Regions from separate parts of the Homo sapiens genome. Here all the other regions are linked to region 2. Evidence: read pairs that join two places in POLR2A ChIA-PET (ENCODE). Cell type or tissue: GM12878. All regions are shown on one strand. Links, peaks and the distances in the headings refer to the core of each region. The heading gives the core; the rest is flanking DNA. Region 1 overlaps TAOK3 (TAO kinase 3). Region 2 overlaps TAOK3 (TAO kinase 3). Region 3 overlaps TAOK3 (TAO kinase 3). Region 4 overlaps TAOK3 (TAO kinase 3). Region 5 overlaps RAB35 (RAB35, member RAS oncogene family).

Region 1 (4,667 bases), core at 424-4,423, 150 kb after region 2:
AGCCATGTGGAACTGTGAGTCCATTAAACCTCTTTCCTGTATAAATTACCCAGCCTCAGATGTCTTTATTAGCAGCGTGAAAACAGACTAATACATCCTGTCTCTGCAATTTTTTTTTTTAATTAGCTATCTGGGAGGCCAAGGCAGGAGGGTCCCTTGAGTCTAGGAGTTTGAGGCTGAGGCTGTGGTGAGCTATGATCGCACCACTGCACTCCAGACTAGGTGGCAAAGTGAGACTCTGTCCCAAAATAAATAAATAAAATAAAACTCATGAATGGTTTATTTCTGCAATTTTCCACTTTAGTATTTTTAGACCACAGTTCACCATGAGTAATTAAAACCACAGAAAGCAAGACAGGATAAGAGGGGACTATTGTATTCAAATATACATGTAAATATCTATGTTCTATTGTCACCAAAACAAAAAAAATTTTTTTAGCTGATCTAAAATCTTAAGACACAGTCCTAACTTTATCTGAGTGGTGTACTCAGAAGAAAACAAACACACTCTGCTGAGAAAATAACATTTTAAGAAATCAACACTTCACCATGTTGTTTCCCGGGCTGTTCCATCAAATTGGGAGGAAATGATCTCAATTGAAACAAAATGAAAAATGTTACTAAAGTGAAATTTGTCAGATTATATAATCATTTTGATGAATAATTATTAAATCTACAGTCGATCCCTGTCTCCTTCTTCCTATCCCCTTGGAATGGGTAGTACACAATGTGGTAAGAGGAAGGGCATAAATAAGATCGGTGGATTTCATCCCTGTGTTCCCTGGTACTTTCTAAATACTTCTATTATTATAACGCTGATTTTATTATCTATACATAATGCCATGTGTTGTTGTATCTCTTTCCATGATCACTTTCTGGTGAAGCTATGAATGAGAACTGAAATATCCAAAAATGGCAAAAATAAGCATAACTATTCTTGCACACTGAGCTCTTCCTTTACAGTGTGTGGCCAAAATTATGCTTTTCATACATTATTTCATTTAATCCTCACAACAATCCTGTGAAGTAGGTATTATAATTATATCAATTTTACAGAAGAAGAAACTGAGGTTTCGGGGAGGTTAAGGGATTTGTGCAAAGTCACAAAGCTAGTAGGTGGCAGACATGTTTATCTGCCACACTCTTATTAAACATTAAACTATCCTGCCAATCCCAAACCTATGTGACAGAAACTGAAAGTAAGAAATACCAGAAACCTGGATATGCTGCTGATCATGTAAAAGAATTAGGGAAGGGCATCAATTCTAAGAATTGTGTGATACAAATGATAGCTTCCTTGACTCACTTCCAACCTTTCCTTGAACTGAAAACATGGCATTCCATTCCTGAAGGAGAATGGGACACTACTATGCACTGGGAATGTAACTGTCCCCTCCCCTCTTTTAGTAGGATAACTTGCATTACTATTTGATGGTATTGACAGGATCTCAATATCTTCTCAATTTGGTCACTTTCTTTTTTTTTTTTTTTTTTTTTTGAGATGGAGTCCGGCTCTGTCGCTCAGGTTGGAGTGCAGTGGCACAATCTCAGCTCACCGCAACCTCCGCCTCCCAGGTTCAAGTGATTCTCATGTCTCAGCCTTCCGAGTAACTGGGATTACAGACTTACACCACCACGCCCAGCTAATTTTTGTATTTTCAGTAGAGACGGGGCTTCACCATGTTGGCCAGGGTGGTCTCAAATTCCTGGCCTCAAGTGATATTCCAACTTCGGCCTCCCAAAGTGCTGGGATTACAGGCGTCAGCAACAATGCCCGGCCTCAATTTGGTCACATTAAAAAAAAATGATATGGCCACGTGCAGTGGCTCACACCTGTAATCCCAGAGTTTTGGGAGGCAGAGGCAGGAGGATCTCTTGAGGCCAGGATTTTGAGACCAACCTAGGCAACACAGCAAGACTCCCTCTTTACAAAAAAAAAGAAACTTTAAAAAATTAGCCAGGCATGGTGGCACATGCCTGTAGTCTCGGCTACTGGGGAGGCTGAGGCAGGAGGATCACTTGAGCTCAGGAGTTCAAGGCAGCAGTGAGCTATGACTGTGCCACTGCACACCAACCTGGGTGACAGGGTGAGACTCTGTCTCTAAATAAACAAGCAAGCTACTACTTAGATCAGCCAGTTTAAGACTAACTAGGTTGGTTGGTAACATAAAAATGATTTCTTAATAGAATATCCAGTGACCCGAGCAACTTGCATAACTCCTACCAGTGAAACTAACCTTTAAAAAATGTTCTCAGTACATGAAATGTATTCATAAGATACTTCTAAAAATAACTCCCCACTGTAATTCCCTCCTTATGCATCTGGGCAGAGATGTCATATTTCCTTCACAAAGCTTCCTTTTATGTTGCAACAGTAAGAATCTCAATTTCAAGCTAAACCAGAACAATCTAGAACTATAAACTTTTTCATAAGACATGATTATTTGTATTAGTATGCTATATTTTATATAAATTGTCCACATGTGATGGGACATCCTTACGTTTTTAACTCAGAACTATTTTTAACTGGAAAACAAAGCAGCTGTAGTTTTAAATTCTGTCATCCTTCCCCCATCTTTTTTCTGCTAACACGTGGCTTTCCACAAAAGGGTCAGTGTGATCTTTGCAGATCAGAGATAAGGAATATAGCCACAATAAACTAGAGAAGGTTAAGCACGTTTTAAGTAATTCAGGAGTTTAAAACTTGTCATCTATGTATAAAACAAGCAAACAGTTATAAGTGGTTAAATAAACATGTACAAATTAATAGGATGGAGTTTGTAACTTCTACTTTTCCCTTCAACGAGTGTCATTTTGGCAGGCAGCCATATAATCTGCAATAATCTGTCATCACGAAGCACCACCCACTTCCTCTGCTTCACCCCCATCCAAGCTATGACTGGGATATTTCTGGACTGCTAATATAACATTCAGACAATCATAAAAGGCCTCTCAATGAAAGCTGAAATTAACATAATTTGTACTTTTAAGTTTTAAACATGCATAAATCTTAAGGAAAAAGAACGTGCTATATGACATCACATTTTAAAGATTATTTGACACTTAAAATTTCCTTTTTCATACATTAGAAAGAATAGCGCCCCCATTAGTAATATCCACTGCAATGCTTCTTAAATGAAAACATCCTATGCATAATTATAAGACTTAATTTACACATTTAACCTGCACAGTATTATGAGTTTGGATATGACAGTCACATGTTAGCCTATGCATTTTATTTAAACCTCATTCCAAGAGACTAGTGAAGTTGGTAAAGAAATTATTAAGGTAGCTTTCCTGATTTATAACATATTTTGCATTAACTTTTTAACATACAAATGATGACATGTCAAAAAAAAAGTATCTGTTTTCCTACTTAAACTAAATTCATTTTATGGACTATAGTAGTCACATAAATTGTTAATAACCGAATGGCCAACATGTTTTATTTTTATACTTTCATAAGTAGCTAACTCTATGTATTAAATTGATTTAAAAAGTTACAAAACAAAATAAATGTGACCAAACCCTCTGACTTTTCTGTCTCTAAATTTGGTATTACATTCAAGAAACAGCTCTGCTTTCTATACTATTTTCCCTTTCTGTGAATGAAGAAAAATAGGAGGCAGGCTTGTTACTTTTAAAGATCTCTAGGATGAATAGTGTGCCACTTGGAGTAGCTTGATTGTAAAATATTGTTTTAAAGTAATAATATCATCCATTAGCATAAACTGTATCCATTTAAGATGACCTTCAGTATATTTCAAGTTTTTTATTTAAAAGACTCTTCCGACAAAATATTGGTATTGTATTTCATGCTCAGCATTTACCTTAGTTATTCAGGAGAAAGAAAAAAATTAAATTTTTTTGAAAAATTGCCACTTTTATTTGTGGAATATCAAACTACAAATTAAATTAAATAGAGCACATGAATCCAATGACTTTTGAGGTTGATTACTCTCAGCTGGACTTTGAGCTAAGGCCATAAATATTTCACATGAAATTCAACAGAGTTTACTCATTTTTTTTAACAGTGTTTAGACACAAACCATATTTATAATCAACATTAAATGTAAAATAAAATACCAATGACACTTACTCACAGTAGATCTCAAACGCATGTCCTATATTTCCAGTTCAACATACTAAAGACTTTAAAAATTCCGTATTTAGCTACAACAATCAATACGATTTCCCCAGAGATGGCTTCATTTAAAAAACTGCCTCTTCCTCACAGGAAAGAAAAAACTGAACTTAAGTTATAAGAACACCCCAGGCTATCAGCACCTTCATCCCGAGAAAGGAAGTTATTACAGACACTTAGTTTTTTAAGTGAGGCTTAAAGAGAGTACTTCCTGGTCAGACAGCTAACGTCAACAGCAATTTATACAGCTTTGCATTTCGACATTTTAGAAAGAACTCTCTAAAAATTTTTCCAGAATTTTCCCCCCAGTACCTACAAAAGAGGAAAACTTGCTCAAGCTAATCTTATGTAAAAATCTATGAAAGTCTATCAATGCTCACCGTTATGGTATCAAGTAGATATCAGAACTGGTTACTATTATTGATAATTATATCAGCTTAAGTTTTAATTATTTTACACTTAGGCACCCTCCACTCTCCCTGCATACTAGAGTAAGGTTTCAAGGAACACAATATTAGAAAGA
Region 2 (4,667 bases), core at 288-4,287:
CCCATACACACTATCCCTTGAAAAACAGACTTGTGAATATTTTGTTCTCTATTTCTGTGGCCGTATAGTGTATGCTTGAAAATATGCCAGTTGTTCAATTTATCCAGAGGTCAAAATTCTGGCAACTTCATTTCCCCAATTAAAAAAAAGGGTCTCTGAGGAGTGAAAACAACTGCCCTAAAGTCCATAAATTAATCTTGATATAAACATCCCTCACTTTCAATATTATTAATGATTGTTACATAATCTGGTTTCCTAGTTTCTCAGCCCATAGCAGGTTAGACAGAGAATAAGAATGGAGAAGTAAGCCTGGCGCGGTGGCTCACGCCTATAATCCAACACTTTGGGAGGCTGAGGCGGGTGGATTACTGGAGATCAGGAGTTCAAGACCAGCCTGGCCAACATGGTGAAACCCTTTCTCTACTAAAAATACAAAATTAACTGGGCATGGTGACGTGCATCTGTAATCCCAGCTACTCGGGATGCTGAGGCAGCAGAATTGCTTGAACCTGGGAGGCAGAAGTTACGGTAAGCTGAGATCACACCATTGCACTCCAGCCTGGGCAAAAAGAGTGAAACTCCATCTCAAAAAAAAAAAAAAAAGAGTGAGGAGTAAAGGATTGAGGACTGGGAAAGGTAGGGTTACCACCTGTTGTAAAAAGAAGTAGCTTTTGTAAGTTCTCTGACAGCTTGAGAGTAGAGAAACAGAGAGAAATTTCATGACTAACAGACCTATCAACCAAACAAATAATAATAAAACAGGTTTGTGGGCTATTTTGCAAAAGGGCAAATGCCCCTTATATAGCCCCTTTTATGCCTCAAGAGTTCACGAAACACTGTTTCTGAGCCCTCAAGAAGTGACATTAGGCTGGGCGTGGTGGCTCACATCTGTAATCCCAGCACTTTGGAAGGCCGAGGCAGGCTGATCACTTGAGGTCAGGAGTTTGAGACTAGCCTGGCCAACATGGTGAAACCCCGTCTCTACTAAAAACACAAAAAATTAGCTGGGCATTGTGATGCATGCCTGTAATCCCAGCAAGCCAGGAGGCTGAGGCAGGAGAATGGCTTGAATCTGGGAGGCAGAGGTTGCAGTGAGCCGAGATTGCACCACAGCACTCTAGCCTGGGTGACAGAATGGAAAAAAAAAAAAAAAAGACATTATTTTTTAAAGGCAAAAGTTCAGTTATGTGGAAAATTTACTTATGTAAAATTGTAATTTGAAGACATTGGGAAAATGAGATATAATGTAGTGGGCCTTAGCTGATGAAATGAATTTAATTTCTTTATAATTTAAACAGATAAAAAATAATAGGGCCCTTGTGAGAAAACAATCTATATGTCTTGTGGTTCTGCATTCTGACTCTCTTAGAGGAATTGTGGTTTTTGCTGTTGCTTTTATAAAATACCTCTTCCTAGGTAGAGTCCTTTTTGAATAAAAAACATCATTCCCAGAAGCAAGTGTAGCCTGCACATTTCAAGGATGAGAAAGAAAGGAAGAAAGTATTATCATTTTCCTCCTCTAGTGCTTACAATTATAAAGAGCTAATCGGTTTTTAGTAAACTTAAAGCTATGACTTAACATCATAGAATTTTAGAACGGGAATGCCTCTTAGAAAACTTTCTGTTTCAAGGCTGGGCATGGTGGCTCATTCCTGTAATCCCGGAACTTTGGGAGGCCAAGGCGGGCAGATCACCTGAGACTAAGAGTTCAAGAGCTGCCTGGCCAACATGGCAAACCCCCATCTCTACTAAAAACACCAAAATTAGGGACCGGGCATGGTGGCTCACAACTGTAATCCCAGCACTTGGGGAGGCCGAGGCAGGGGGATCACATGAGGTCAGGAGTATCAAAGACCAGCTTGGCCAACATGATGAAACTCCGTCTCTACTAAAAATACAAAAATTAGCAGGGCATGTTGGCACGTGCCTGTAGTCCCAGCTACTCGGGAGGCTGAGGCAGGAGAATTGCTTGAACTTGGGAGAAGGAGGCTGAAGTGAGCCGAGATCATGCCACTGCACTCCAGCCTAGGTGATAGAGTGAGACTCTGTTTAAAAAAAATAAAAATAATAAATAAGAAGTAAAAATAAAAAATACCAAAATTAGCCAGGCGTGGTAGTGCCCGCCTATAGTCCCAGGTACTCGGGAGGCTGAGGCACGAGAATCAATTGAGTCTGGGAGACAGATCTTGCAATGAGCCGAGATCAGGCCACTGCACTCCAGCCTGGGTGACATAGAAAGACTCTGTCTCAAAAAAAAAAAAAGAAAGAAAATTTTTCTTTTTCAAAGTGAGAAAATTTGGGCCCTGAGAAGTTAGGTGATTTCCATAGCTAATTAGTAGAAGAGCTACGGCTGCAACTCAGGCTTTAAAAATTTTTTTCTGCCAGGGGTGTGGGTGGTGGTGGTTATTTTCTGGTGTCCTACTACCATAATTATCTTTCTAAAATACAGGTATGATCATTCATTGCAACAGATACTACATGTCATTCCCCCATTCCAACTTCTTTTTTTTTGAGACAAAGTCTTACTCTATCACCCAGGCTAGAGTGCAGTGGTGCAATCTCAGCTCGCTGCAAACTCTGCCTCCCAGGTTCAAGTGATTCTTGTGCCTCAGCCTCCCCAGTAGCTGGGATTACAGGCGTGCACCATTACGCCCAACTACTTTTTGTATTTTTAGTAGAGATGGGGTTTCACTATGTTGGCCAGGCTGGTCTCAAACTCCTGACCTTAGGTGATCCACCCACCTCAGCCTCCCAAAGTGCTGGGATTACAGGCATGAGCCACAGCTTTCAGACCCAATCTCTCTCTCTCTCTTTTTTTTTTTTTTGCCTTACTTGAAGCACTAGGAAGTAAAGGAACTGAACCCAAGCCTTCTTTGTGGTTACAGATCACTAAGTGACTAAGTTCTGGCCAGTGAGAGGTAGGCAGAAGTTCTCAAGGAAGGTTTTATTTTCTAGAATAAAAAGGCAAGACACATGAGGACAAGGTGTTTTACCCTTTGTTCTCTCTCCTTCTTCCTGCCTGGAATGAAAACTTGAGTCATGGCAATGTAGCAGCCATTTTATGACAAAGACAATAAAAGCTACATGCTAAGGATGGTGAAGTAGAAAGAGAGAAAGAGCTTGGGTCGATGACGACATTGTTGAGCTGCTTAGAGCTTTGGACTGCTTACGCCACTTCCTTTTCCAATGTCCTGGACTTCCTATTACATGAGATAAACTCTTACCTGTTTAAACCTTTTACAAACAGATACACTCTACATCTTAATATCTCACTGTCTCTTAGATAAAGTGTAGCCTTTTACAGCCAGGTTCCTGCTTGTATTTCTAGGTTTAAATCTAGTCATTGCTACTCCTCCTTCCTACACAATTCTAGGTACATTCTAGGTAATTCTAAACCCGTGCATACCTTTCACACCTCTAGGCCTTTGCCTTCACATCTCTATGTTCTCTCTGCCTGCAATCCCATCTCCTCATTGTTTTTTTTTATTTTTATTTTTTGGGACAGAGTCTTGCTGTGTCGCCAGGCTGGAGTGCAGTGGCGCCATCTCAGCTCACCGCAACCTCCACCTCCCGGGTTCAAGCAATTCCCCTGTTTCAGCCTCCCAAGTAGCTGGGATTACAGGCATGCACCACCATTTCCAGCTAATTTTTTGTATTTTAATAGAGATGGGGTTTCACCATGTTGGCCAAGATGGTCTCAATCTCCTGACCTCGTGATCTGCCCACCTCAGCCTCCAAAAGTGCTGGGATTACAGGCGTGAGCCACTGCACCCGGCCTCCTCATTGTTTTTAAAAGCCCACTGTTCTCCAAACCCCTACAACTGGAATGCCCTCGGACTCTTTTAAAAGGACAATTTTATTGTTCTCAAAAATATGTTTACTTTCAACACTCAAATAACACAGAAAAATGTATAAAAAAAGAAAATCGGCCAGGCACGGTGGGTCATGCCTGTAATCCCAGCACCTTGGGAGGCCGAGGAGGGTGGATCATCTGAGGTCAGGAGTTCGAGACCAGCCTGACCAACATGGAGAAACCCTGTCTCTACTAAAAATAGAAAATTAGCCGGGCGTGGTGGCACATGCCTGTAATCCCAGCTACTAGGGAGGGCGAGGCAGGAGAATCGCTTGAACCAGGGAGGCAGAGGTTGCCATGAGCCGAGATCGTGCCATTGCACTCCAGCATGGGCAACAAGAGCGAAACTCCGTCTCAGGAAAAAAAAAAAAAAAAGAAAGAAAATCACCCGAAATTCTACCATCTCGAAATAAATACATAAATATTAAGTTACAGAATATCATTTTAGACATGTCCCTTTCTTTCTCTCAGAACAATGAATAACTAGAAATCATTTTACATGGGAATCTGATTATACAAGCTAATTTTATGTATAATCGATTTAATTAAGGTATATTTGAATTTAACAGGATTAGAAGAGACTGAATTAAAACGATTGCATAGGCTGTATGCAGTGGCTCATGCCTGTAATCCCAGCACTTTGGGAGGCTGAGGCGGGTGGATTACTTGAGGTCAGGAGTTTGAGACCAGCCTGGCCAACAGGGTGAAACCCTGTGTCCACTAAAAATAGAAAAACTAGCCAGACATGGTGGCGTGTGCCTGTAATCCCAGCTGCTCAGGAGGCTGGGGCAGGAGAATTGCTAGGGAGAATCTC
Region 3 (4,667 bases), core at 394-4,393, 160 kb after region 2:
AGCCTGGGCGACAGAGTAAGGCTGTCTCGAAAACAACAACAAAAAAAATGTTTATTCCAGGCCATCTTCCTTTTCTCACACACTCTAGGGATTAAACATGTTTAATTGTGAGACAGCTGACAAATGGTTAGGAGACTAATCTCTGATAACAAATAAAGAAATTGGCCCCTAAGTCATTCTGTTGCCAGGGAATTAGCCCTTTAACTTGCAAATTAGAAATAACTTAGAAAGATTTTAAATATAATTCAATATCCCTAACAAATCTCAATTCAGACAGGAAAAAAATGTATTATGTTGATTTATAAAGCAGGTAACTTTAATAACGTATGTCTGGAACAAAATTTATCAATTTAATTCTATCAGTTATTACTAAAATTTGAAATAGTTTTTTTTTTTTTTTAATTTGGTGCTTGTAGCTTGGAAATGAGGGAGATCACATTTTGGCCCATAAATTCAACATAACTAATCTATAATTATAGGTGTATAGATAAATATCACTTATGTTTCTTTTACTTAGCTGAGCCTAAGAAACAGTAAAAAAACTTTTAACATAGCTTACAAATAATAAAGCAACCAATTAAATGGGTGATAAAGCTAAATTGTCACAAATTAAATTCCCTATGCTGATATGCAATCTTATAATATCCTACAACTTAAAAATATGAATTCAAAAACTATACATTACTGAAAAGTCATCTTTTTTCGGAGAGTCACAAAATCCTCCCTCCCTCTCTCCCTTCTATTTTTTTTTGGCGGGGGGTGGGGAGAGCGAGGGAAGAAATGAAAACTAGGGAAAAAATTATTTTAAAAAAAGGGGCACTTAATTAAGACTCTAATTTTTAAAAAAGTACCAACAGTTTTCATCTATTCCCCTATGCTACTGATAGCAACAAATATGAATACCGGCCGGCAATGAAAATGTTTATTCAGGTTGGCTTAAACATTACACCAAATTAGATATCAAGGTAGTCTCTAAGATTACAATAGTTTGCCTGTATACGACTCCAGTAGTATAGAAAGTGTAAAATGTGTTATTGTATATATTGGGAAGTATTTGCATCCTGCTAAACAAAGACTGAAAACAGTTTGAGAACCAAAAAGACCTTGCAATGTGTGGCTGCTGTAAGCCTTCATACGGAACTGTAAGGCTCCATCTTAACGACTTTTGGTTATTATTATTATTTTTTGAGACGGAGTCTCGCTCTGTCGCCCAGGCTGGAGTGCGAGGGCGCTATTTTGGATCACTGCAAGCTCCGCCTCCCGGATTCGAGCGATTCTCCTGCCTCAGCCTCCCGGGTAGCTGGAATTACAGGCGCCTGCCACCACGCCCCGGCTAATGTTTGTATTTTTAGTAGAGACGGGTTTTCACCACGTTGGTTAGGCTGGTCTCGAATTCCTGACTTCAGGTGATTCACCCGCCTTGGCCTTCCAAAGTGCTGGGATTACAGGCGTGAGCCACCGCGCCCGGCCTGGTTATTTTTTTTTAACAGAAAATAGGCCGGGAGCGGTGGCTCACGCCTGTAATCCCAGCACTTAGAGAAGCTGAGGTGGGTGGATCATTTGAGGTCAGGAGTTCTAGATCAGCCTGGCCACCGTGGTGAAAAACCGCTTCTAATAAAAATACAAACATTAGCCGGGTGTGGTGGCGCACGCCTGTAATCCCAGCTACCCGGGAGGCTGAGGCAGGAGAATCGCTGGAACCAGGGAGGCGGAGGTTGCAGTGAGCCGAAATCGTGCCCCTGCACTCCAGCCTGGGCGACAGAGCGAGACTCTGTCTCAAACAAAAAAAATAAAAATAAAAGTAAAATGAAAAAAAAAAAGAAAATAAAAAGTTTAAATAAACAAAAGGGCTGAGGATAGTGGGTTTATGCCTGTAATCCCAGCACTTTGGCAGGTGGAGGCGGATGGATCACTTGAGCTCAGGAGATTGAGACCAGCCTGGGCAATGTTGTGAAATCCCATCTCTACTAAAAATAGAAAAAAAAAAAAAAAAAAAGAAGAAGAAGAAGAAAAAGCCAGGCGTGATGGTATTTGCCTGTGGTCCCAGCTACTCAGGAGGCTGAGGCAAGAGGATCGCTTGATCTTGGGAGGCAGAGGCTGCAGTGAGAGAATATCCCGCCACTGCACTCCAACCTGGGTGACAGAGCTACATACACCCTGTCTCAAATAAATTAAATAAATAAATAAGCAAGTCAAGGTACAATGATTTCATATATTTATAGCTTCTCGTAGTATAGTTTTAGTTTTTTGAAACAAATGAAAAAATTTTTCACAGAATCCCTACCTACTCTCCTAACCCCCCAGGGAATGAAGTTATTATAGGCCTTTACTATCACTACAAATTCTACTGCAAAGAATCTCTCTTTAACGTCTCTGGATCAATACCATAATATAATGTGGTTGAAATGACTGCTTTAGTAATCACTTAGGGGAGTATCAGAGCACTTTCTTTTCTTACAAGGAAATAAATTTAATGTTTTGTCTTAAGAAACAACCATTTGTACCAGTCAGAAATGAGCTAACAAATATGGTGAAAGCATATCTGCTCAAATATTTCTATTACTTTGTAGAACTATTGATATTGAGATTCTCAATCCTTCCACAGGCCATTTCATACATTATATGCATTGCAAAATGAATATATGCCTGTTCTAAATACCCTTTTGAGTTAACCGACCTTATTTTTACTTGAATTCGATCTAGCATTCTGGAAAAATAAATTTAATGTAAAAAAAAATACACTCAATACATCTTAAATATAGTGTCTCATATTTTAAATCTGTATTTGCTGTTGTTGTTTCTCTCATCTGTATAATTTCTATGTCTCAGGAGAGGACTTCTAGTTAGCGGAATTTTTTTTCTTTTTGAGACGGAGTCCTGCTCTGTCGCCAGGCTGGAGTGCAGTGGCGCGATCTTGGCTCACTGCAACCTCTGACTCCTGAGTTCAAGCGATTCCTCTGCCTCAGCCTCCTGAATAGCTGGCCCTACAGGCACACACCACCACGGCCATCTAATTTTTTGTATTCTAGTAGAGACGGGGTTTCATCATGTTGGCCAGGATGGTCTCCATCTCCTGACCTTGTGATCCGCCTGCCTCGGCCTCCCAAAGTGCTAGGATTACAGGTGTGAGCCACCGCGCCTGGCCATGTTAGTGGAATTTTCATAACCACATCAAGCTGCACACTCTCTGAAGCCATAGAAGAACTGCTCTGTATCAGGTAATGTCAAATAAAATCCCTAAACAGTGCTTCTCCTCTACTTATTATTACCCTGATAAAAATAACTTCAGTAATTTTTGTCTTGGATTTACATAGCAGTTATATGTAAGGCATCTGCATTATATATTTAGGAAATAATACAACATTCCTTTATTCCTCTTAGTTGAAACTGCCTATATTGAACACTGGCAAAAGACTTCTAATAAAACACATTCTAAACCTGAAACAAAGGCGATATCTAAATAACCGACATTACATAGTAATTACATTCCTCACTATTTTCCTAAAACCATCATTTTCGATGTCTGCTTCTATAAAAAAAGAAACCAGTCCAAGAGGTGAGGAGATACAACCTATAAACATTGAAAAGGAGGTTTTAAAAATTCAAATACAAAACTGCTGGGTACAACCATAACAAAGCATGTGCATTCGAGTTTGAAAAGTAGGTAGGGCAGTATTAACATATCCTAAGTACTGTGAACAACTAGCCTGATCATTAGTTTAATTTTCACATCCCTCAGAGTAGGAGGCTGTCCCCCAACTCCCACCCCCTATTGCTTCCCACTATTTGTTTCAACCTTTTAATAGATACACTTGCCTCCCACCAGGACACACAGTGTCTGGTTTAAATAGGTTTATCTCTCTCCTTAGCTTGTCCTGGAATTACGCCTAAAGCTCAATCCTGGCAGCTTTTAGGATAAGAAATCTAATTGGAAAGAGCTCTTAGTTTTGCGACTCCAAAACCTCTTTTGAAAATTTAGTTTGACCTTCCAACTATCTCCAACAGATCAAAGTTAAACAGTCCAGATTCCAAACCTAGTATAGTTCCTTTAAATCTGCATTGTAAACATTGATACTGATATGCTGCCAAATCTAAAAAAGTTTCTTAGCTCCTTGAGCTAAAATGAAAAACCAGTAGTCCAGGAAAACGCAAGGGTCTATCAAAGAAATATTCTTATTAATCTAAAACACGGGTCTCCAAAAGGATCCCTGTCCCTTTCAACTTCTTGTGGAGGGGGAAGTGGGGGAGGTTTGAAGAAGCCCCTTCCAACTTTTCACCTGACCTTTTCATTAAGATCAGGAAGCCCCTCGCTTTCAAGACATCCACATCAGACTCTAAGGAACGAATGCGAAGCCAGCGGGCCAGTGAGAAGAGGTCAGGCCGCGCAGGTCTCTTGATCATTCCAAGATCTTTGTCCTGCAGCCAGCCCCACCAGCCCCTCCAGCTCCTCCAGCCCATGCGTTTCACTTCAGAGATGTTTCATGACATAATCCGGCTCCGGAGTCCCCCGGAGTCCCGGGGGCTCACACTCCACCCTCAGGGAGGTCGCTGATGCCAGACCCTGGGAGCACCTCCCCGCTCCACTCGTCTGCGCTGCAGCCGGTTCCTATTTGCCCGACGCCGCGACTGCGACCCAGGCTCCCCGCCGCAGCCGTTCTTGGGGGGGC
Region 4 (4,667 bases), core at 220-4,219, 120 kb after region 2:
CTGTCTTTTGGGTGAAAGTCATTTTAACTGGGATGAGATAATATCTCATTGTAGTTTTGATCTGCATTTCTCTGATGATTGATTAATGATGCTGGGCATTTTTTCATATACCTGTTGGCCATTTTTATGTCTTCTTTTGAGAAATGTCTATTCAGATCTTTTGCCCATTTTAAAATCAGATTTTTTCTCTTGAGTTTTTTGAGCTCCTTATACATTCTGGGTATTAATCCTTGTCAGATAGGTAGTTTGCCAATATTTTCTCCCATTCTGTGGGTTGTCTCTTTATTTATTTATTTATTTTCTTTGAGATAGAGTCTCGCTGTCTCGCCCAGGCTGGAGTGCAGTAGCATGATCTCGGCTCACTGCAACGTCTGCCTCCCAGGTTCAAGCAATTCTCCTGCCTCAGCCTCCCGAGTAGCTGGGAATACAGGTGCCCACCACCATGTCAGCTAATTTTTATATTTTTAGTAGAGGCAGGGGTTTCACTATGCTGGCTAGGCTGGTCTTGAACTCCTGACTTCAAGTGATCTGCAGGCCTTGGCCTCCCAAAATGCTAGCACAACAAGCGTGAGCCACAGCACCCAGCCTGTCTCTTCACTTTGTTGATTGTTTCTTTTGCTCTGGAGAAGCTGTTTAGCTTGATGTGATCCCATTTGTCCATTTTTGCTTTGGTTGCCTGTGCTTCTGCCAGACCAATGTCCTAGACTCAGAGTTTCCCCAATGTTTTCTTTTAGTAGTTTCACAGTTTCAGGTCTTAGATTTAAATCTTTAATCCATCTTGATTTTATTTTTTGTATATGGTTGAGAGATAAGGGTCTAGTTTCATTCTTCTGCATATGGATATCCAGTTTTGCCATTTATTGAAGAGATTATCCTTTCTCCAATGTATTTTCTTGCCACCTTTGTTGAAAATAAGTTGACTGTGGATATGTGAATTTATTTCTGGGTTCTACTGGTCTATGTGTCTATTTTTATGGCAATACCATGCTGTTTTGGTTACTATCGTTCTGTAGTATAATTTGAAGTCAGGTAATGTGATTCCTCCAGTTTTCTTCTTTTTGTTCAGGATGACTTTCGCTATTCTGGCTCTTTAGTGGCTGCATATAAATTGTTTGCATTTTTTATAGAAAAGAAATGACTCTGAATTAAAAACTATCAAATATACATTTTTAATGTATCCAGCATTGTCAGGCACTTAGGATTAATTATAATTTTAATAGCAACCCCTCTACATTACTTAATTTTTGTAATCATGGATATAATTCTACTCATTGGTAATAATAAAAAATAACTTCCTCTTGAATTTTACCAGCACATTAGGCAGTTTATTAGTTCTACTTACAGTTGTCACCATATCAGTTGCTGGTAAAACATTCAGTGCTCTGGTTTTTTTATTATAAAGGTAATACGTGTTCAACAACATTCCAGCGATACAAAGGGGCAGAGATAGAAAATTTTCTTCTGCACTTAGCCTCCCCATTCTGACTCTTCAAAGGTAATAATTACTCCTAAGAAACTATTGTGTATTCTTCAGAAATTTTTCTATAACTATGTATAATGATCATTCCCTTTTTATTACCCAAATGGAGTCACACTTTAATACCAATTTGCAACTTGCTGACATACATCTGCACATATCAGTCTAAATAACTACATGATTATTGCAAAACATCTCTTAATGTTCTTATTTAAAAGACACATTTGGGCTAATTTGGGATCACAGTGATAAAAAATAAGCAAGGAAGCAAAATAACAAAGTTAATCCCTGCATCTGGTTTTAATAATAAAAGCCACTACTAACTCCACCCTATCACCACCATCTACAATATGCTTACTTTGTGCTGGAGGCTTTATGTATATTATATCAAGTAACTCCCACAAGAATCCCAAGATGTAGGCACTATTATCCTACTTTTACAGATGAAGAAGCTGAAGTTCTGAAAATGTTAAGAACTAGAATTAGTGAAAGTTCAATTTCTTAACTTTCTAATCATAGCATGAAAGCTAAAGTTGAAACAAGTTTGAAACACTTATTTATATAATGTAAGTATATTCACTTTGAAAGAAAAACATATATTAAGAAATAATAATAGTGAAGGAAAATGTTTAAACATTCTTATAAATGCTATGTGTAAGCTATTTTGATCTTTTGCCAGAAATACTAAAATCAATCTGTGTTAGACAGAGTTAAGTTCATTCAATATCAAGTCCTTGGAGACTGGTTCTCAAACTCAAGTTTCCTTTCTGGCAGAAGAAGAACTTCTATAAAAATCCTAAAATATAATGTTCATAAATAAGCCTTAGGATTATTGGCATGTAGAATTTCCATTTTATGTCTTCCTGAAAAAGATCTACTTACAGACCACAAACATGATCCTTCTTAATTCCTATTGCTAAATAAAATTTGAAAGGTCCACTTGCTCTGTATCAATTAATTTTAGACCCATTTTGACTGAAAGAGTGACACTATTATATAAAACTGACTATAAAGTTATAATCTTCTGAATCCCAACAGGACCCTTTTTCTTATTTTCAGAAAGCATATGTTTAGACACTAACTTCCACTTACTGAATCAGTCATAAATGTATTGTTCCACATAGTGTTTATATGCAGAACTAAGATCTCCACCGTGTTTCCCCTTTCACGAGTTTATTCAACAGGTACTTTTTTTTTTTTTTGAGACAGAATCTCACTCTGTTGCCCAGGCTGGAGTGCAGTGGTGCGATTTTGGCTCACTGCAACCTGCAACCTCTGCCTCCTGGGTTCAAGTGATTCTCCTACCTCAGCCTCCCGAGTAGCTGGGATTACAGCCACCCGCCACCACGCCTGGCTAATTTTTGTATTTTTAGTAGAGATGGGATTTCACCATGTTGGCCAGGCTGGTCTCGAACTCCTGACCTCTAGTGATCCTTGGCCTCCCAAAGTGTTGGGATTACAGGCATGAGCCACTGCGCCTGGCCTAACAAATACTTATTGAGTTCTTAAAATGACCAGAGTTTGTGCTAGGTAGTAGACAGAAATACGACTAATACAAACGTTACTTTCAGGGAGCTTGCAGTCTATAGAACAAATGTATTAAAGAAACGTACATTTAATTAATTTAATCCTCTACCCCAACTTACATGGCGATGGAGAACATAATCTTACTGTTCTCTCAAGCTCAAAACTCAACAACTAGAGTATAGCAAACTGTATTTTACTATTAAAAAAACAAAAACCACAGTTATTTCAGAAATTCACAGTAATGGTAACATTTTATGCTAATTATTTCCTCTGGGATATGAGTTACAATTTTTCTTCAAGTGGAAGTGGGATCTCTTACTAAAGAATTCATTTTGCCAGTCCCAAATTTAAAATCTAACCAAATAATTGAAACTTTCCACTTGTATAAAGAAGTGCAGTGTTAATCAAGATAACAAGTGGATATTTTGGCATGAGGGATTTATAATGGTTTTTAAATCTGAAAGAAATATGAAAGTAAGTAACTATTTTGCCTGTAATTCTATTCATTCATTCGGCAAATCTATTATGTGCCAGGCTTCATGACAGGTAGCAAAGATATTATCTTGAACATGTTAAGGTCTCTGTCCTCAAAGAGATTGCATCTAGTGAGAAAGCAAGCCTGAAATGCAGGCAATAACAGAATAATGTAGCACACTTAAAGGGTATTTAACCCAGTCTCTTAGGGAAAGGAAGTAAAGAAGTACTAGAGAAGCCAAAAGATATTTGAGGAAGGGGGGCAGTTAATGCAAAAGCCTAGAGACACAGTTCATGACTAATAAACACAACTGACAGACTGGATAAGAGAATATAGATGTTTGGACCTTTAAACTCGCTTTAAACTCTACATGATGTTTCCTGAAAGAAAAGGCATGATAGCCCATTCTACTAGGAATAGTGACTTGGTTGCTAGAGTTTGGATTATTTTCTCCAGAATTAACATGAGAACACACCAGGATTTGTGTCCTGAAGGATACGAATTGCAAAGCAATTCAAACTGATTATCAAACTTTTAAAATCCAACAAAATGTCAAAAATATTATATCCATTTCAGAGTCTAATTAGGAAAGATAAAATGGAGAAAAGGAATAATTTATTAAAATTAATATTAAACATCTGTCAAAACCATCATGAGAAAAAGGACTATATTCTGTATCAAGAGTTATCTTCCATATGTCCCATACTTATGGGGGGGTTGGAAGAGCAAGATTTTTATATCAAAATATAAAGCTTGTTATATTCTATGACTTTGGTTTTTTCTAGGAAGGTCATTCTCTGTGCCCTCTTCTTAAAATGGAAAGTAACATTCAATTAACTACTGCAAAGCTAAATAAAAACAAGGGACATGGAACACAAATACTCCCTTAATTCTGATTATTTCATATATAGATCCATGATAACTTCTGATATAATAGTGGTAAAAACTTAAGATTTGCATAAAGATTTGTATATAGCCACTTCCGCCAGGACTCAGAAATGAAACTCTGGTATAACCAAAAACATAAGGTAGAGCATTGGTTATTTGCCTTTTAAGTTTCAAAAATAATGACAAGAGAATGATAATATACCATCAATCTTTCCATTCAGTCAGAACTCTGTATCAACAACAACCCCAAAAATATGTGGATATCTTCAATATTTTGGAGGAAAAATACATCAGGGGTTC
Region 5 (4,667 bases), core at 475-4,474, 1.9 Mb after region 2:
CAAGACTCCATCTCAAAAAAAAAAAAAAAAAAAAAAAAAGAATAAATATCGCCTATATCCCAAGTAGCTAAGCATCGCTGAAAACACAACCAGAAGTCAGGCACGATGTAACAGCAGCGTCAGTGCACCATGTGGTGCCTTCAAGCACAGAAAGCCCACCGCACTCAGATGAACCACAAAGGCCTGCATGTGGAGCGCAGAAAGAAATCAGAAAGACACACGCTGACCACAGGCTGCCAGGGAGGCATAGGGGGCAGGAGCAGGGACTGTGTCCCGGGTGGCACCATAGACGCTGTTATGGGAACCTTCCTGTTTGGACCATGGGTGGGAAAATGATGGGCCAGCCAAAGGGTTTTCGTGAGCAGGTGCATTAGACAGACCACAGAGGCTTCTGACAGAAGCGCCACAAGGTCCTAAGCCCCACTCCATCTTCTTCCCTCCTCTGGCAACCAGAATGAGACAGTTCCCAACATCAGGCAGAGGCAACTCTGTTTGGTGCCAGGGAGGGGATGTCAACAAACAAACAAAAACGACACCCCAGCAGCACTGCAGGGGAGGACTCACCTGAGAAAGTGTTGTCTGCAAAACGCAACAGTAAACTGCTCTTGCCCACACCTGCAAGAGAGAAAGCACTGCGATGAGGGGGGCAGGTGGGTCCCCTCCCCGCAGCCCCAGCCCTTCTTCCGGGAGAGGATGCCTCAGTCCCAACTCTTAAGAAGCTCGGTGGGACCCAGCTCACTTCTCAATGCTCTTTCCACCTCCCTGAGCGGCCACACACCAAGAACATCTCTTCCACTCGATCCCTGACCTTTTCCTTCGTCCTTGTGTAAGACAAGCTGCTCCCAAATCCCCTGGGGGAGAGATGAGAAAGGGACTGGTGCCCAGGCCCTAGGCTGAGGGCTGGCCCAAAGGGAGATGCCAGACGACAAAGCAGAATGAAGGTCAACCACACGAAACGGCCCCCAAGTGCGTCTACAACATGGTCCCTAGAAAAGTGCACAGCACGTTGTAGCACATCAGTTAGGGAGCCGCCCAAAATGAAGAGCTGTAGAGCGGGAAAGGACCCTTGAGATCATCAGGGCTATTTTGCAGGTGAGGAAACCAAGGCCCACATAGCTAGAACTCAATGGCTACCATCTTTCTGGCTGATGTCCCCGCCGGGTGGGCTGGTGGAGTGGAGGGTCTGCCTTATACCCATCAGGGCAGCAGCCCACATGTGCTCAGACCATGCACCAGCCACAGCAGCTCCTGGCTGCTTAGAGCACAAACATGTACACATCTGGCCTCCCCCACTTTTTTTGTAAAGAAATGGGGTTTCAGGCCAGGCGCGGTGGCTCATGCCTGTAATCCCAGCACTTTGGGAGGCCGAGGCAGGCGGATCACCTGAGGTCGGGAGTTCAAGACCAGCCTGACCAATATGGAGAAACCCCGTCTCTACTAAAAATACAAAATTAGCTGGGCGTGGTGGCACATGCCTGTAATCCCAGCTACTCGGGAGACTGAGGCAGGAGAAGCACTTGAACCCGGGAGGCGGAGGTTGCAGTGAGCTGAGATCATGCCACTGCACTCCAGCCTGGGCAACAAGAGCGAAACTCTGTCTCAAAAAAAAAAAAATGGGGTTTCATTCAGTCACTCAGGCTGGAGTACAATGGTGCAATCATGTCTCACCACAGCCTCCAACTCCTAGGCTCAAGTGATCCTCTGACCTCAGCCTCCCGAGTAGCTGGGACCACATGTGCATACCATCATGCCCAGCTAATTTTTTTATTTTTAGTAGGGACAGAGTCTGGCTACGTTGCCCAGGCTTTTTTTTTTTTTTTTTTTAATCTTTTGTAGAGACGAGGTCTTGCTATGTTGCCCAAGTTGGTCTCAAACTTCTGGCCTCAAGCAACCCTCCCGCCTGGGCCTCCCAAAGCGCTGGGATTACAGGCATGAGCCACTGCGCCTGGACCTCTCCCCTTGACTTCAACTCACAGTGCTTTCAGCCTGCCAAGTACACCTGTTCCATGTCCTCCTATCCTGTCCCCAATCTCCAACACCCCTGAGGCCAGCCAAGTTAATTGACCACAAAGAATTCACATGCATCGGGCTGTGTGTGTGGTGAGCCCTTGGATGCCTCTTTGATTATAATTCTGGCCACATCTCTTGAGATGAGGAACCTCAGGCCCAGAGTGGCCGGCCTAAGTGCCTCTGTGAGCAGCAGTAAAGCTGAGATCTGCATCCAGGCCGGACTCCTCCAGAGTGCTAACACTCCTCCCAATACACATTGCTGGGAGTCTTGCGTCTGGTTCAGGAAGTTTGGAAAAAATGACCTGTGGGGGCTCCAACATCTCACTCCTGTTAGATTTTTAATGAAAATGCCACGAAAGCTATGAAACCCCCTGAAACAAAGTGCAGATTTGAGCCTAGGTGTCTGTTCATGGGAGAAGCCCACAGCATTTTTTTTTTTTTTGGAGAGATAGGGCCTTACTCTGTCTCTCAGGCTGGAGGGCAGTGGTGCGATCATAACTCACTCTAACCTTGAAATCCCCAAGTACTACAGGTGTTCGCCACCACACCCAGCAAACTCTTTAAAAATTTTTTGTAGAGATGGCCTCTCACTATATTGCCCAGGCTGGTCTCAAACTCCTGGCCTCAAGCAATCTGCCCGCTTCTGCCTCCCAAGGTGCTGGGCTAACAGGCCTGAGCCACTGCATTTGGCTCCACAATTTTAATAGATTCTCAAGAAGGGCACTGCCTCCACCTGCACTCTACCAAGTAACCAAAGCGGAAAACCACTGTCGCAGTTGTATTTCCCTAAGCCTAACCCCAGCATCCTCTCTGGGCAATCCTCTAAAGATCTCTTCTGGGAGCTTCTCCTGGTGAGTGAGCTGCCCCACGATGCCCAGAAGAACTTGTTTCACTGAGTAAGCCTGGGTCCTACTTTCCTAAAGACAGGCCAGGGTGAGGCTCTCCTGGGCAGGCAGACGCTGCTCAGCCTGGGCCTGCAGGGCTCATGCTCAGGGCCACTTCCTCCTTGCTCCGCCGTGAGGCTTCCTGCTGAGCTCAAGGAGAGCCCGAGTCCCGGGTTGGGTCCTTCACGGCGCTGTGCCCAACACCAGCACCCCACTGGCCTCGCCGCCTCCTCTGCTTCCTCCTGGAGCCTTCTGGGTCCAGCTTACTCAGCTAAAAGCTTGAGTCTGGGAGTTCCTCTAGGACAGAGCCCTCGCCTCACCCGCCCTGTGCATTCACAGTGCTGTAAGCCAGGCCCAGCACTTAGTAGGTGCCAACCAAACACTGCTTAATGAATTTCTGCCTAAACGAACGCCCGCCACACTGACAGCTCTGCTATCCAGCGCTCCCACTGCAGCACAGCAGGCGCCTAAGCAGGGGTTTCCAAACTTCTGCAGGGCAGCAGAATCCTTTTCTTCATCCAAGCTTTACCCAAATCCCATGTGTAAAACAGCTCTCTCTGCAATGACACAGCAGTATCCCCTCCAGCTTGGCCTCTCCAGGTCCCCATACTGTCCCCAGGCGTCTCGGCAGAGCAGTTAAAAGCCACTAGGCTGGCCAGGCGCAGTGGCTCACACCCGTAATCCCAGCACTTTGGGAGGCCGAGGTGGGCAGATCACGAGGTCAAGAGATCGAGACCATCCTGGCCAACATGATGAACACCCCACCTCTAGTAAAAATACAAAAATTAGCCGGGCGTGGTGGTGCGTGCCTGTAATCCCAGCTACTCGGGAGGCTGAGGCAGGAGAATCGCCTGAACCCAGGAGGCGGAGGTTGCAGCGAACTGAGATCGTGTCACTGCACTCCAGCCTGGGCGACAGAGCGAGACTCCATCTCAAAAAAAAAAAGCCACTAGGCTGCAGAAAGACCACAACCATCACCACATTATCTGCTGCTTTGGACCTGACACCAACCTCTGACACTGCTCTCCCTTTGAGAGGAACAGAAACCCACCCCAAGAAACACTACCTCCTAAATATCCCTGGAAGAGGCTTCCTCGGAAACACAAGCTGCAGCCATTACCCCACACCATCAGTGTCAGGGCAGGAGCAGAGGGCACCCACCAACCTTCACCACAGCCACCCCCGAGGCTGCCCAAGGGCACATCAGCATGACCCCAACCAGTCCAGCCTGTCATTCTTTTTTTTTTTTTTTTAAATGGAGTCTCACTCTGTCGCCCAGGCTGGAGTACGGTGGCGCGATCTTGGCTGCAACCTCCACCTCCCAGATTCAAGCGATTCTCTTGCCTCAGCCTCCGGAGTAGCTGGGATTACAGGCGCCCGCCATCACGCCCAGCTAATTTTTTGTATTGTTTGTAGGGACAGGGTTTCACCACATTGGCCAAGCTGGTCTCGAGCTCCTGACCTCAAGTGATCCGCCTGCCTCGGCCTCCCAAAGTGCTGGGATTATAGGAGTGAGCTACTGCTCCCGGCCTTTTACCCCTGGCTGCTGTATCTGGTCCTCACCACGCAAGCCACACACATGTCTTCCCTTCCTCCTGCTCCTGCCTGGGCTATGGCCCCCTCACTCCTCTCTGCTTCAGTTCAACCTCTTGAAGAGCCCTGACCTTTCAGTGAACTGTTCTCGATATTTTTTTTTTTTTTTGAAACAGGATCTTGCTCTGTTGCTCAGGCTAAAGTGCAGCAGCGTGATCATAGCTCATTGCAGTCTCAACC

The links. Peaks named below come from ENCODE experiments on the same cell type or tissue, not always from the same donor. Only the 100,000 strongest peaks of a DNase experiment are listed, where the experiment ranks them.
Region 1: POLR2A ChIA-PET joins it to region 2 with 6 read pairs; 4 of 35 experiments call an interaction of 5 or more read pairs at or near these places.
Region 3: POLR2A ChIA-PET joins it to region 2 with 8 read pairs; 9 of 35 experiments call an interaction of 5 or more read pairs at or near these places.
Region 4: POLR2A ChIA-PET joins it to region 2 with 7 read pairs; 3 of 35 experiments call an interaction of 5 or more read pairs at or near these places.
Region 5: POLR2A ChIA-PET joins it to region 2 with 5 read pairs; 1 of 35 experiments calls an interaction of 5 or more read pairs at or near these places.

The regions. Positions count from the first base shown.
Region 1 is chr12:118,354,820-118,359,486 of GRCh38, forward strand. The region is part of intron 1 of TAOK3 (TAO kinase 3); the gene reads right to left. Among named protein-coding and RNA genes, the nearest start is that of TAOK3, 16 kb to the right of the region's middle. In GM12878, for the core only: a CTCF peak has its summit at 3,096; DNase peaks (open chromatin) are centred at 2,762 and 4,249; H3K4me3 peaks cover 3,481 bases; H3K27ac peaks cover 2,670 bases.
Region 2 is chr12:118,203,118-118,207,784 of GRCh38, forward strand. All of the region lies in intron 11 of TAOK3 (TAO kinase 3), which reads right to left. Among named protein-coding and RNA genes, the nearest start is that of PEBP1, 69 kb to the left of the region's middle. In GM12878, for the core only: no CTCF peak of the experiment used is centred there; DNase peaks (open chromatin) are centred at 2,357 and 2,964; H3K27ac peaks cover 844 bases.
Region 3 is chr12:118,367,028-118,371,694 of GRCh38, forward strand. The region is part of intron 1 of TAOK3 (TAO kinase 3); the gene reads right to left. Among named protein-coding and RNA genes, the nearest start is that of TAOK3, 3.5 kb to the right of the region's middle. In GM12878, for the core only: no CTCF peak of the experiment used is centred there; no DNase peak of the experiment used is centred there; H3K4me3 peaks cover 1,007 bases; H3K27ac peaks cover 588 bases.
Region 4 is chr12:118,325,393-118,330,059 of GRCh38, forward strand. The region is part of intron 1 of TAOK3 (TAO kinase 3); the gene reads right to left. Among named protein-coding and RNA genes, the nearest start is that of TAOK3, 45 kb to the right of the region's middle. In GM12878, for the core only: no CTCF peak of the experiment used is centred there; a DNase peak (open chromatin) is centred at 2,607; H3K27ac peaks cover 585 bases.
Region 5 is chr12:120,107,853-120,112,519 of GRCh38, forward strand. RAB35 (RAB35, member RAS oncogene family) reads right to left here. Exons shown (of 6, transcript NM_006861.7): 2 at 565-615. Among named protein-coding and RNA genes, the nearest start is that of RAB35, 6.6 kb to the right of the region's middle. RefSeq lists enhancers at 1,561-2,080, 2,081-2,598, 2,439-2,548, 2,599-3,118, 3,039-3,088 and 1 more. In GM12878, for the core only: a CTCF peak has its summit at 2,945; a DNase peak (open chromatin) is centred at 2,809; H3K4me3 peaks cover 2,405 bases; H3K27ac peaks cover 1,870 bases.